2 separate regions of the Homo sapiens genome follow, and region 1 is linked to region 2. Evidence: chromatin contacts called from ENCODE Hi-C or POLR2A ChIA-PET data. All regions are on one chromosome and are shown on one strand. Each heading gives the region's core, a stretch centred on a gene start or an enhancer-like site at or near the end of the contact. The rest is flanking DNA. Distances are from core to core; before and after follow the strand shown. Region 1 has its middle 7.8 kb from the start of SLC2A11. Region 2 has its middle 11 kb from the start of IGLL1.

The links. A loop is a pair of places that touch in the nucleus more often than their neighbours do. ChIA-PET counts read pairs that join two places held with the same protein, here RNA polymerase II (POLR2A). Pooled maps may share reads with other maps.
Region 1: a pooled map shows a loop between it and region 2 (6-fold over the local background). The contact joins two enhancer-like sites. A Hi-C loop is called at or near these places in 7 of 50 pooled maps. POLR2A ChIA-PET finds 5 or more read pairs at or near these places in 7 of 52 experiments (AG04449, HEK293T, HepG2 and 4 more).

What each region holds. Positions count from the first base shown.
Region 1 is chr22:23,847,127-23,853,075 of GRCh38, forward strand. No RefSeq gene overlaps it. Among named protein-coding and RNA genes, the nearest start is that of SLC2A11, 7.8 kb to the right of the region's middle. RefSeq lists enhancers at 652-1,409, 1,410-2,165, 2,166-2,921. Within about 2 kb of position 3,210, at least 2 of the 41 ENCODE cell types and tissues checked have a DNase peak (open chromatin) inside an H3K27ac peak, as active enhancers do.
Region 2 is chr22:23,588,478-23,594,128 of GRCh38, forward strand. It overlaps a transcript of DRICH1 not described here. Among named protein-coding and RNA genes, the nearest start is that of IGLL1, 11 kb to the left of the region's middle. Within about 2 kb of position 3,199, at least 2 of the 41 ENCODE cell types and tissues checked have a DNase peak (open chromatin) inside an H3K27ac peak, as active enhancers do.

The sequences.
Region 1 (5,949 bases), core at 1,960-4,459, 260 kb after region 2:
GGAGGCTGAGGCTGACAGATCACCTGAGGTCGGGAGTTCTAGAGCAACCTGACTAACATGGAGAAACCCGTCTCTACTAAAAATACAAAATTAGCTGGGCATGGTGGTGCATGCCTGTAGTTCCAACTCTTTGGGGGGCTGAGGCAGGAGAATCGCTTGAACACGGGAGGCGGAGGTTGCGGTGAGCTGAGATCGTGCCACTGGACTCCAGCCTGGACAACAAGAGCGAAACTCCGTCTCAAAAAAAAAAAAAGAAAGAAAGGCCTTGGTTCACCCCACCTCCACTGGCTTGCATCCACTGATAGCCCCACCAAGCAGCCAGGCCCTGCTCCCATGAGTGAGGGGCATGCTCCCCGTGCCAGGTGATTGTCCAGCCGCTGGGATGGGAGGCTCCTAACGGTGGGCTGAGATGACAACCCAGGTGACCCATCCTTTCACAGTGACACCACCAGGGCCCCTGCCTCCACGTCCTCCTCCAAACACTCACCCAGCCCTCCAATGCCCTTCACTTTCATGAGACTGGGGGGCCTCTTTAAGAAAATGAATGCAAAACAGCCGGGCGCGGTGGCTCATGCCTGTAATCCCAACACTTTGGGAGGCCGAGGTGGGCGGATCACCTGAGGTCAGTAGTTCAAGACCAGCCTGGCCAACACGGCGAAACCCTATCTGTACTAAAAATACAAAAATTACGAAAATTAGTGGGGTGTGGTGGCAGGCTCCTGTAATAATCCCAGCTACTCGGGAGGCTGAGGCGGGAGAATTGCTTGAACACAGGTGGCGGAGGTTGCAGTGAGCTGAGATCGTGCCATTGCACTCCAGCCTGGGCAACAAGAGTGAAACTCTGTCTCAAAAAAAAAAAAAAATGCAAAACAAATGCAAGATTAGGTCGCAAAGTGAGTATTTGAAATGCAAACAAATGACCAATTTGGTTGCCCCGTTGGAGAGAAGAGAAAACCGAGGCTGCGGCACGGGGAGGGCTTCCTTGGTGAGGGCAGACGCAGGAAGGCACACCTGTCCCACTGCTTGCGCATCCCAAACCTGCAGAAGGTGGTCCAGCCACAGCGGACTGGCTGCTGTGGCATCTCCCCACCCCCTTCCAAGAGGCCCTGCTTAGAGGCCCCCTCCGCCCCAAGGAATGCAGGCATCAGTGCTTCAGACTCTGGCCTAACCACCGTCCCCACCTCCCAGGCCCCCACCCTTTCCCTCCAGATGTGGGCACAGCTGTATTTTTAGAACAGCCGACCACGAGGACATTCTTTCCTTCTAATTAAGATGGCTTCAAATCTCTCATCTGCAATCAGCCCCATTGTTCAGTCCTCAAACATCAAAGGGTGGCCAGGAGGGGCCGCCTCAGCTGGTTGTGGGGTTGGGGCTTGTTTTCTTTCTTTCTTTGTCTTTGAGCCATTACGCTGGAAATGAGACCCAGAACCGGAGTGGATGCCAGCTCTGAGGAGGAAGAAGCAGGCCTTTGGGTAGTTTGCAGGACCTGCCTGTCTGCACCCCTGCACCCTGTCGCCAACCTTGAGTGAGGTTGTCCAGCTAGGCTGCAGCCCCCCAGTGCACCCATCTGAGGTTAGGGTCTGTCTGGGACAACTGCGGGATCAAAAAAGGCCCTGTGTTGGCTGGGCGCGGTGGCTCTCGCGTGTAATCGCAGTGCTTTGGGAGGCCAAGGTGGGCAGATAACCTGAGGTCAGGAGTTCGAGACTAGCCTGGCCAACATGGTGAAACCTCGTCTCTACTAAAAATACAAAAATTAGCCGGGCATGTTGGCTCACGCCTGTAATCCCAGCAAGTCGGGAGGCTGAGGCAGGAGAATCGCTTGAACCCCGGGGGCAGAGGCTTCAGTGATCATCAGGCCTCCTGACCTCCTCCCTCTCCCCCGCAGGAGGCCCCTGGTGTAGGACAGAGATGCCCACCCACGTGGGGGCAATAGGAAAGGCTGCAGGGAGGAATGGCCTCTGGGTAGCCTTGAACCGTGTTACAGTCCTCCGTGCTACAGCGCTCTCAAGCCCACTGACAGATGAGGAAACCGAGGCTCAGAGAGGCCAACAGGCTGGCCTAGAGCTGCTCAGCCCACTAGCAGTGAGGTGCTCAGGAACGCTAGGTCCCCGCAGTCAGCCGTGCCCTGCACCCCTCACTCATCCCCAGGGATGGACCGGGCCTGCTGCTGCCTGAGCCTTGGCTCCAGGTAGGAGGCACCTGTCCCACCCCGCATGGAGCAGAGAGGAGAGCCACGCAGGCGGGCCGAGGCCGGATGGGACTGGCGTCAGGCTTCTCAGCTCCCCAGGGTCCTGGCCCACCCGGCCCCGCGCGGCTGGATGTGAGGACAGGGCAAGTGAAATCGCACCGGGGCGGGTGGCGCAGGGCAGGAGGCTGCAACTCGGTACAACGGCCAGGACTGGAGCGCCCAAGAGCTGAGGGGCAGGGAGGGCAAGGCAGAAAGGGGAGCCTCCCCAGATGAAGTGCCCCCTACCCAGCGGCGCCTGGGCGCAGGCCTCCTTTGTGTCACCGCCACCACTGAACCTTCGCGAGTCGGCGGCAATCGCTGGTGCTGGGTTCCGCAGAGCCCGGGCTCTGTCGCCCCCTCGCGGCCGGAGCCGGTCTGGGCGGCGTCGGGGAAATCCCGAAAAGCCTGCGGGGAAGAAGCTGAACGGGGGCGGGACCCGGGCGCGGTGAGCCCATTCATTCCCCGAGGGCTGGGAAAGTCTCCACCAGGAGACGGAATCCCTGGGATGTCCCCAACGCTGGGCCCTGCCTCCCTAGGCCCAGGTAACAGGCATTTTCTAAGACAGTTCAGGGACACGGAGGCACCCCGCTGGAAGAGCCGGTGGGCTCCCGGGTGGGGTACGGGCCGGGTGGGAGTCAGTATCACCAGCGGGCTTCGCTGGATTGATTGTTTTTATTTATTTATTTTTAAATATTTATTTATTTATTTTTGAGACGGAGTTTCGCTCTGTCGCTCACGCTGGAGTTCAGTGGCACGATCTTGGCTCACTGCAACCTCTGCCTCCCCGGCTCAAGCAAGCCTCCTGCCTCAGCCTCCCCAGTAGCTAAGATTACAGGCGCCCACCACACACCCGGCTAATCTTTGTATTTTTGGTAGAGATGAGGTTTCACCAGGCAGACCTCAGTTGATCCGCCTGCCTCAGCCTTCCGCAGTGCTGCGATAACAGGCAGGAGCCACCGCGCCCGGCCTGTATTGATTGTTTTTAGTTTGAGCTGCGCTCCTCCCTTGGCAATGTGAGGAAGACCAGCTCTGCCAGCCGGGCTGTAGGGCTGGTGCGGGCACCGGCTTGGCCTCACAGAGCCTCAGGGACTCCCCTCGTAAATGAGGCTGACATCCACATATGGGTGGTTGCACCTAGCACTGCACAGGACGGATGTGAGCACCAGGCTGCTACAAATACAGATATGACTTTCACATGCCCAAGGTTAAACTCCCAGTCAATGTTTGCTGAGGCGAAACCTAGAGCTTCCTGGCCAAAGGATAATAATTAATGTCTGGGGAGCCCACACATGGGGACCTGTCTCCAACGAGATGGGGGTGGCTTTAGGGCATCCAAGAGGCATTTCAAGGAGAATCAAGGGGCAGCCAGGTATTGTTAATGGTGGCCAGGTCAGGATCCAGTCTGGCAGGGTCTTGGATTCAAGGTTAAACCCAGTTCTAAATTTGGGACTTATCCCCAGGCTCGCCCCCAGGCTTTTACTATGTAGACATATATATTCCTACACACATTAGGTACGGTTTTGTATATTTCCAAACAATATACAGGCATAATAGTGTAGGCATCTTTCTGCAACTTTGTTCATGCAGCGTTGTGATTCACACATGTTGATACCGTTCCTCTAGTCTAGTCCACTGATTTTCACTGATGCATGGTATTCTATGGTATTCTACAGCTTATATCTCCTTTTTTTGCATGATTGACATTTGGATAGTTTCCAATTTTCCTATGGTACAAAAGATGCTGCATTTGTGAACAGTTCCTGAGCATGGGATTAAGAGTTTCTCCAAGGTAAACCCAGGAGTGGAATTGCTGGGTGGGAGAGGTATGTGAACTTCAACTTCCTTCATCTGCCCAAATTGCTCTCCAGAGTCATTGCACTGATTTACATTTTTCCTTCCTTCCTTCCTTCATTCCTTCCTTCCTTTTTTTGAGATAGGGTCTTAGTCTGTCACTCAGGCTGGAGTGCAGTGGTGTGAACATGGCTCACTGCAGCCTTGACCTCCTGGGCTCAAGCTTTTTTTCCCACCTCAACCTCCTAAGTAACTGGGACCACAGCTGTGTGGTGTGCCACTGTGCCCAGCTAATTAAAAAAAATAAATTATAGAGACAGGGTCTCACCACATTGCCTAGGCTGGTTTGAAACTTCAGCCTCAAATGATCCTCCTATTTTGGCCTCCTAAAGTGGTGGGATTACAGGCATGAGCCACCACACCTAGTTCCAACTGATATTTTCATCAATAGTACGTGGGTGTTCCAGCTGATCAACACCACCACTTGGTATTGCCAGAATTAAGCTGTTAGTCTGTTGAGTGGGAACCAATATGCTGATGTGGATTTAATTTGCATTTCCTGATTACTAATGTAGCTATCTTTTAATTAGGTTTTTTGGTCATTTCAGTTTCCTCTTCTGTAAATTCCTTGTTCATATCTTTTTTTTTTTTGAGACGGAGTTTCACTCTGTCGCCCAGGTTGGAGTGTAGTGGCACGATCTCGGCTCACTGCAAGTTCTGCCTCCTGGGCTCAAGTGATCCTCATGCCTCAGCCTCCTGAGTAGCTGGGACTACAGGCCAAACCACCATGCCAAGCTAATTTTTTGTATTTTTTGGTAGAGATGGGGTTTAATTTTTTGTATTTTTGGTAGAGACGGGGTTTTACCATGTTTCCCAGGCTGGTCTCGAACTCCTGAGATCAAGCGATCTGCCCCGCCTTGGCCTCCCAAGTGCTGAGATTATAGGCATGAGCCACCGTGTCAAGCCTGTTTGCCCATTTTCTTTTCCTTATTGGTATGTGGGTATTCTATATACATTCTGAATACTAATACTGTGTTGGTCATATGTTGTAGTTACCTTCTTCTACTTGGTAGCTTTAGGTTTCAACTTTTTAAAAAATGCGTATTTTTTTATTTAAAAAATCGAGATGTGGTCTCACTATGTTGTCAGGGCTGGTCTCGAACTCTTGAACTCAAGTGATCCTCCCACTTCGGCCTCCCAAAGTGCTAGGATCGCAGGCTGGAGCCACCACACCTGGCCAGGTTTCACCTTTTCATGGCGTCTTTTGTTTGTTTATTTGAGACAGGGTCTTACTCTGTTGCCCCAGTTGGAGTGCAGTGCTGTGATCACCGATTACTGCAGCCTCAACTTCCCTGGCTCAGGTAATCCTCCCTGAGCCTCAGTCTCCTGGGTAGCTGGGACCACAGGCTCAAGCCATCATGCCCGGCTAATTTTTTGTAATTTTTGTAGAGACGGGGTTTTGCCATGCTGCCCGGGCTGTTCTCAAACTCCTGGGCTCAAGCAATCCACCCACCGTGGCCTCCCAAGGTACTTGGATTACAGGCGTAAACCACTGTGCCTGGCCCATTAATGGTGTCTTTTAACACACAGATTTTTAATTTTAATAAGGTTAAATCCTCATAAGAAATCTGCGTGGTTTATCCTTGTTTAACCCGGGGTTATAAAAGTATTATATATTTCCTTTTTATTTTTATTTTTTGAGATGGAGTTTCACTCTGTCATCTAGGCTGGAGTACAGTGGCGCAATCTTGGCTCACTGCAACCTCTGTCTCCTGGGTTCAGGTGACTCTCCTGCCTCAGCCTCCTGAGTAGCTGGGATTACAGGTGCCCGCCACCACACCCAGCTAATTTTTGTATTTTTAGTAGAGACGGGGTTTCGCCATGTTGGCCAGGCTGGTCTGGAACTCCTGACCTCAGGTGATCCACCTGCC
Region 2 (5,651 bases), core at 1,949-4,448:
GCCCACAGCAGAGAAGTGTATTCAGAATCTCTTCCTTCTTGCAGGTCACACCTGAGCTGCCCTCTTCCTGAGAACAGAGAGAGCTTCCAGGCAGGGGGCCCTACTGTCTGCCCAGCAGGTGCCTAGGGCCACCATTTAAGAGGGTGCTCACTCTCAGGTGCTGACCCTGTACTCACACAGGTGCCTGCTCCCCTCACTCTGGTCCTGGGCAGGCCCAGCCCCTCTGCATCTGTCTTATGGCCTCCAACCGAACAGGCCTGTAATGAGTGATGGCTGTCACTTCCTTTCTGCCACCCGGGTATCTCACAATTTTTTTTAGCCAATTCTGACCCCAAATCATATGGAGAAGGGGACTGTAGGAAACTTAGTTCTAGTTTAGCCAGGTGGATACAGGGCAAAACCACTCCAGCCCACCTTTGTCAGCGTGGCATTTCTGCACACTTCCTCTAACCAGATTAACCTCCAAATAAAGCCACTAGCAACATCATGCTTCTGCCGAACATGATGAAACTAGGCTCATATAACCCAAACAAGCTAACCCTCCCAGAAAAGGACTCAGGTCTATAGATCACTTCATCCATCTTCAGGTGATGTTTATTACTCTCCCAGCTGACACACACACACACACACACACACACACACACACACACCCCTTTGATATTCTATAACTTAGATATCAAAATAGGTTACCAGCCAGGCGAGGTGGCTCATGCCTATAATCCCAGCACTTTGGGAGGCCAAGGTGGGCAGATCTCTTGAGCCCAGGAGTTCAAGACCAGCCTGGGCAACATGGTGAAACTTTGTCTCTACAAAAAATACAAAAATTAACCACACGTGGTGGCTTGAACCTGTAGCCCCAGCTACTTGGGAGGCTGAGGTGGAAGAATCACCTGAGCCCAAGAGCTCGAGGCTGCAGTGAGCTATGATGGTGCCACTGCACTCCAGCCTGGGCGACAGAGCAACACTGTCTCATTAAAAAAAACCCAAAAAACATACATATGTACATATATATATATGTGTGTATGTGTGTGTGTATATATAAAATAAAAAATATATAAATGTTCATATATAATAAAAAATTTAAAAGTAGGTCACTTATTAACATAAGAATGTATTAATCACAGGGAAATGAGGAGGAGAAAGTGTTACTAGTGTTACGACAAATGCAATTACAGTCATGTCAAAACAAAGAAGAAACATCCTCACTCTTGAGTGTCCTCCTTTCTGTCACTCTCACATGGCCGCAGCTGGTGCTGACTGTTTCTACTACCCACTGGGTAGTCTCTGTGCCCTCAGCAGATACCTTGGTGTTACCTGTTTGGTGGGATGACTCAAACCCTTATACCTGAGGGTCTGGGCCATTCACGCTCCTGCCTGAATTACATGGCTGTAGTTTGCAGTAACTGTTACCACAGGACATGAAGGGACCCCGAGGCTCTCAGTGCTCCAGACATACCCTCCCTTCATCCCTCTGTGTAGCAGTGCCCCAGTACCCTGATAGTTTGGCTCGATCCCCGGATGTCTATTGTTCTCTGGCATAAGGAGCCCACAGTGGCCAGGGAGGCAGCCTCTTGTGGAATTGGTCGAAGGTTTCCTCTCTTGGGAATTAAAGCCTCTAAAGCAACAGAGCCCAGAGCTGTGTGGACGGGAAGCACCTTCTGTTTGTTGATTTCCAGAGCCATGAATCCTGGCTAGGGGTGAGGTGATGCCACATAATGGCTTTCTGGTTGCATTTTAGTGATTGATTTCTAGCATCGTTGCATTGTACTACAAAAGCATAACCTGTATTTCAGCCCTTTGATTTTTTTTTTTTTTTTTGAGACGGAGTGTTGCTCACCCACCCTGGCTGAAGTGCAGTGGTGTGGTCTCAGCTCACTGCAACCTCCACCTCTTGGGTTCAAGCAATTCTCCTGCCTCAGCCTCACAAGTAGCTGGGATTATAGGCATGCACCACCACACCCAGCTAATTTTTGTACTTTTAGTAGAGATGGGGTTTTGCCTTGTTGCCCAGGCTGGTCTCAAACTCCTGAGCTCAAAGTGATCTGCCTGCCTTGGTCTCCCAAAGTGCTGGGATTACAGGTGGGAGCCACTGCACCCAGCCAGCCCTTTGATATTTGGGGACACATTCTTTTTTGTTTTGAGATGGAGTCTCGTTCTGTCACCCAGGCTGGAGTGCAGTGGCACAATCTCAGCTCATTGCAACCTCTGCCTCCCAGGTTCAAGTGATTCTCCCGCCTCAGCCTCCCAAGTAACTGGGATTACAGGTGTGCACCACCACGCCCGGATATATAAATATAGATATCTATTTAGATACCTATATATCTAGAGATGGGGGTTCACCATGTTGGCCAGGCTGGTCTTGAACTCCTGACCTAAAGGGATCCGCTCACCCTGCCTTGGCCTCCCAAAGTGCTAGGACTACAGGCGTGAGCCACTGGGCCCAGCAGGGTACATGTTCTTTATAGCCTGGCATATGTGCGCTTTTGTTCCATATCTGCTTGAAAAGAATGTGCCCTGCACTCGGAGCATGCTCTGCTCCGTGGATGGCATAAGGCTGTCTACTGTCTTCCTCAAACCTTCTCTAGCCGTTCTCACTCATGGCCCACTTATTCCACTAATTACAGAGATGTGTAAGAATCTGGGAGCATCTCTACATCTATAGGCATCCCACAGCTGGAACGGGGCTCCCCTAGACAGTTCTGGCCTTCAGGCCTGCGGAATGGTTGAGGCAAAAGGAAGAAAAAGACACTGAGTCCCAAGCAGAGATGTGGGGTCCTCCTCCCCCAGTTCAGCTTGGGCCAGTCTCACAGCACCCCCTGGTGGCCTCCCGCTGCAGGTCACACACTTACACTCTCAAGGACTGCACTGGAGCTTCAGACAAGGAGGGCACTCTTCCAGGCCCTGTTCTTGCTGGATGGGTCAGGTCTCTTCCTCTCCCTCCCTGTGACTCCCCTTTCTCCACCGACTACAAGGAAATGGTCTCCTGCCAGCCTTCTCGCTGTCTGAGAACGTGAAATGGCAAGGTCTCCTGTTGAGACCTTGAACTACTCCAAGCGCTTCCCACTTCACTTCTATGAAGTGAGCTTCCCTCAAAATTTCTGCTGACCTCATCCACGAAACAGGGAAGAAACCCAAGGGCAGGTTGAGCCTCAGCCATTGTGAGGATCTATCTGAGGCGTAGGGGGTCCTGTCAGGAGCTAGGTTGTGGAGCACATGGGCTCAGGGAAAATCACAGCTGGGGTGCTTGCGAAATCATTGTTTTTAGGAAATACGTAAATACACCAGGCGTTAAGGCGACATGAAAACATAACAATGAGAAGCAAGAAGAAAATGGTTATGGTTGGACCTATTTTCTCCTTTCCCACGAACCAAAGGGCTGGCTCAAACCCCAAATTTGGCCTTCTTCCCTGGTTCAGCTGCACCTGACACCCAGAATACAGCACAGGGCTGGGGGAGGGGTGTGGAGGGGGAGCAGGCCCTCTGCTTCCCATGTTACAGTAGCTAACATGGGAATAGGACTCCCCCAAACCTCCAGCCCAGGCTCCTTCTGTGGCTACGCGAGGGGTGTTTCCCGAGGCACGTCCTTCCCTCCAGCGGAAGGCATGTTCAGGGAACACAGGAACGCAATGGGGCTGGAGCATGGAGGGTCCAGAGACGGGAGCCAGATCAGGAAGGGCCTGCAGGCTGGCCTTGACATTCTGGTTTACATGGGACTCAATGGGGGTGTCTGAGGAAGGGAATGACCCCATCAGGCTAGCAGGGTAGAAAGCACTCTGGCTGCCAAAAGCAGAACAAATACAAGGGCAGTCAGGTCAGGAGGCTGTGCACTGGGCCAGCAGAGGGATGGCAGCAGCCTCAGGTAAGGCAGAGTAATCAGAGAGGAGGTGGCATCCAGTGATATCAAGGAGCAAGACTGGGGGGGGGCGGTCCATGAATTAGAAGGTAGAGGAGGAGTGGGTTTTTGAATCCAGGCTTAAGAGGAGAAAAGGACAGGAAGTAGGGAGAGAGCTGATAAGCACCATCAGTATGCATAACAGGCAAGAGAAAGTCACTTGTTCACACAGCAAGTGCTGCTGGGTGGCCTACTCCACAGCCTCTTCAGGGGCAGAGCCCACCCCTCCAGGGCCCAGTCTGCACAGTGGGAAAGGAAGATGGGCAGAGAGAGGCTGATATTGGGCACCTCTGGGGCGGGCCACTAATAGAAGGGAGAGGCTTCAAGCTTTAAGATAAGACTTCCAGCCAGGTGGCTCACACCTGTAATCCCAGCACTTTGGGAGCCTGAGGCAGGCAGATCACCTGAGGTCAGGAGTTTGAGACCAGCCTGGCCAACATGGTGAAACCCTGTCTCTATTAAAAATACACACACACACACACACACACACACACACACACACACACACACAAAATTAGCTGGCATGATGGCACACACCTGTAATCCCAGCTACTCGGGAGGCTGAGGCAGGAGAATTCCTTGAACCCGGGAGGTGGAGGTTGCAGTGAGCCATGATCGTGTCACTGCACTCCAGCCTGGCAACAGAGTGAGGCTTCACCTCAAAAAAAAGAAAAAAAAAACGAAATTATTCCTGAAGAAACACAGGTATCAGACTTGCTAGACAAAGACCTTAAAACCATCTTAAATACGCTCAAACAGTTAAAGGAAAACATGGACAAAGAACTAAAGGAAATCAGCAAAATTATATATTAATAAAATGAGAATATCAATATAGAGATATAAAAAGAACCTCAACAAAAATTCTAGAGCTGAAAAATACAATAACTAAATTGAAAAATTCAGTAGAAGAAGTCAATGGAAGGTTCAAGCAGGTAGAAGAGAGAATGAACAAACTTGAAGAAAGTACATTTGAAATTACTTTGTCTGAGGAGCAAACAGAAAAGAGCAAACAGGCCGGGTGCGGTGGCTCATGCCTGTAATCCCAGCACTCTGGGAGTGCTGAGGCGGGCAGATCACCTGAGGTCAGAAGTTCGAGACCAGCCTGGCCAACATGGTGAAATCCCTTCTCTACTAAAAATACAAAAATTAGGCCAGGCACAGTGGCTCACGCCTGTAATTCCGGCACTTTGGGAGGCCAAGGCAGGCGAATCACAAGGTCAAGAGATCGAGACCATTCTGGTGAACATGGTGAAACCCCATCTCTACTAAGAATATAAAAATTAGCTGGGCATGATGTCGCGCGCCTGTAGTCCCAGCCACCCGGGAGGCTGAGGCAGAACTGCTTGAACCTAGGAGGCAGAGGTTGCAGTGAGCCAAGATTGCGCCACTGCACTCCAGCTTGGTGACAGAGCAAGACTCCATCTCAAAACAAAACAAAACAAAAACAAAAACAAAAAAATTAGCCGGGCGTGGTGGCGCATGCCTGTAATCCCAGCTACTCTGGAGGCTGAAGGAGGAGAATCGCTTGAACCCGGGAGACGGAGGTTGCAGTGAGCTGAGATGTCACCACTGCACTCCAGCCTGGGCGACAGAGCAAGACTCTGTCTCAAAAAAAAAAAAAGAAAAGAGCAAACAAAGGTGAAGGCATCCTAAGGGACTATGGGACACCATCAAGAGGACCAAGATACACATTATGCATTCAGCAAAGGAGAAGAGAGAGGAAGGAACAGAGATTATTTGCAAAAATGTCCAAAAACTA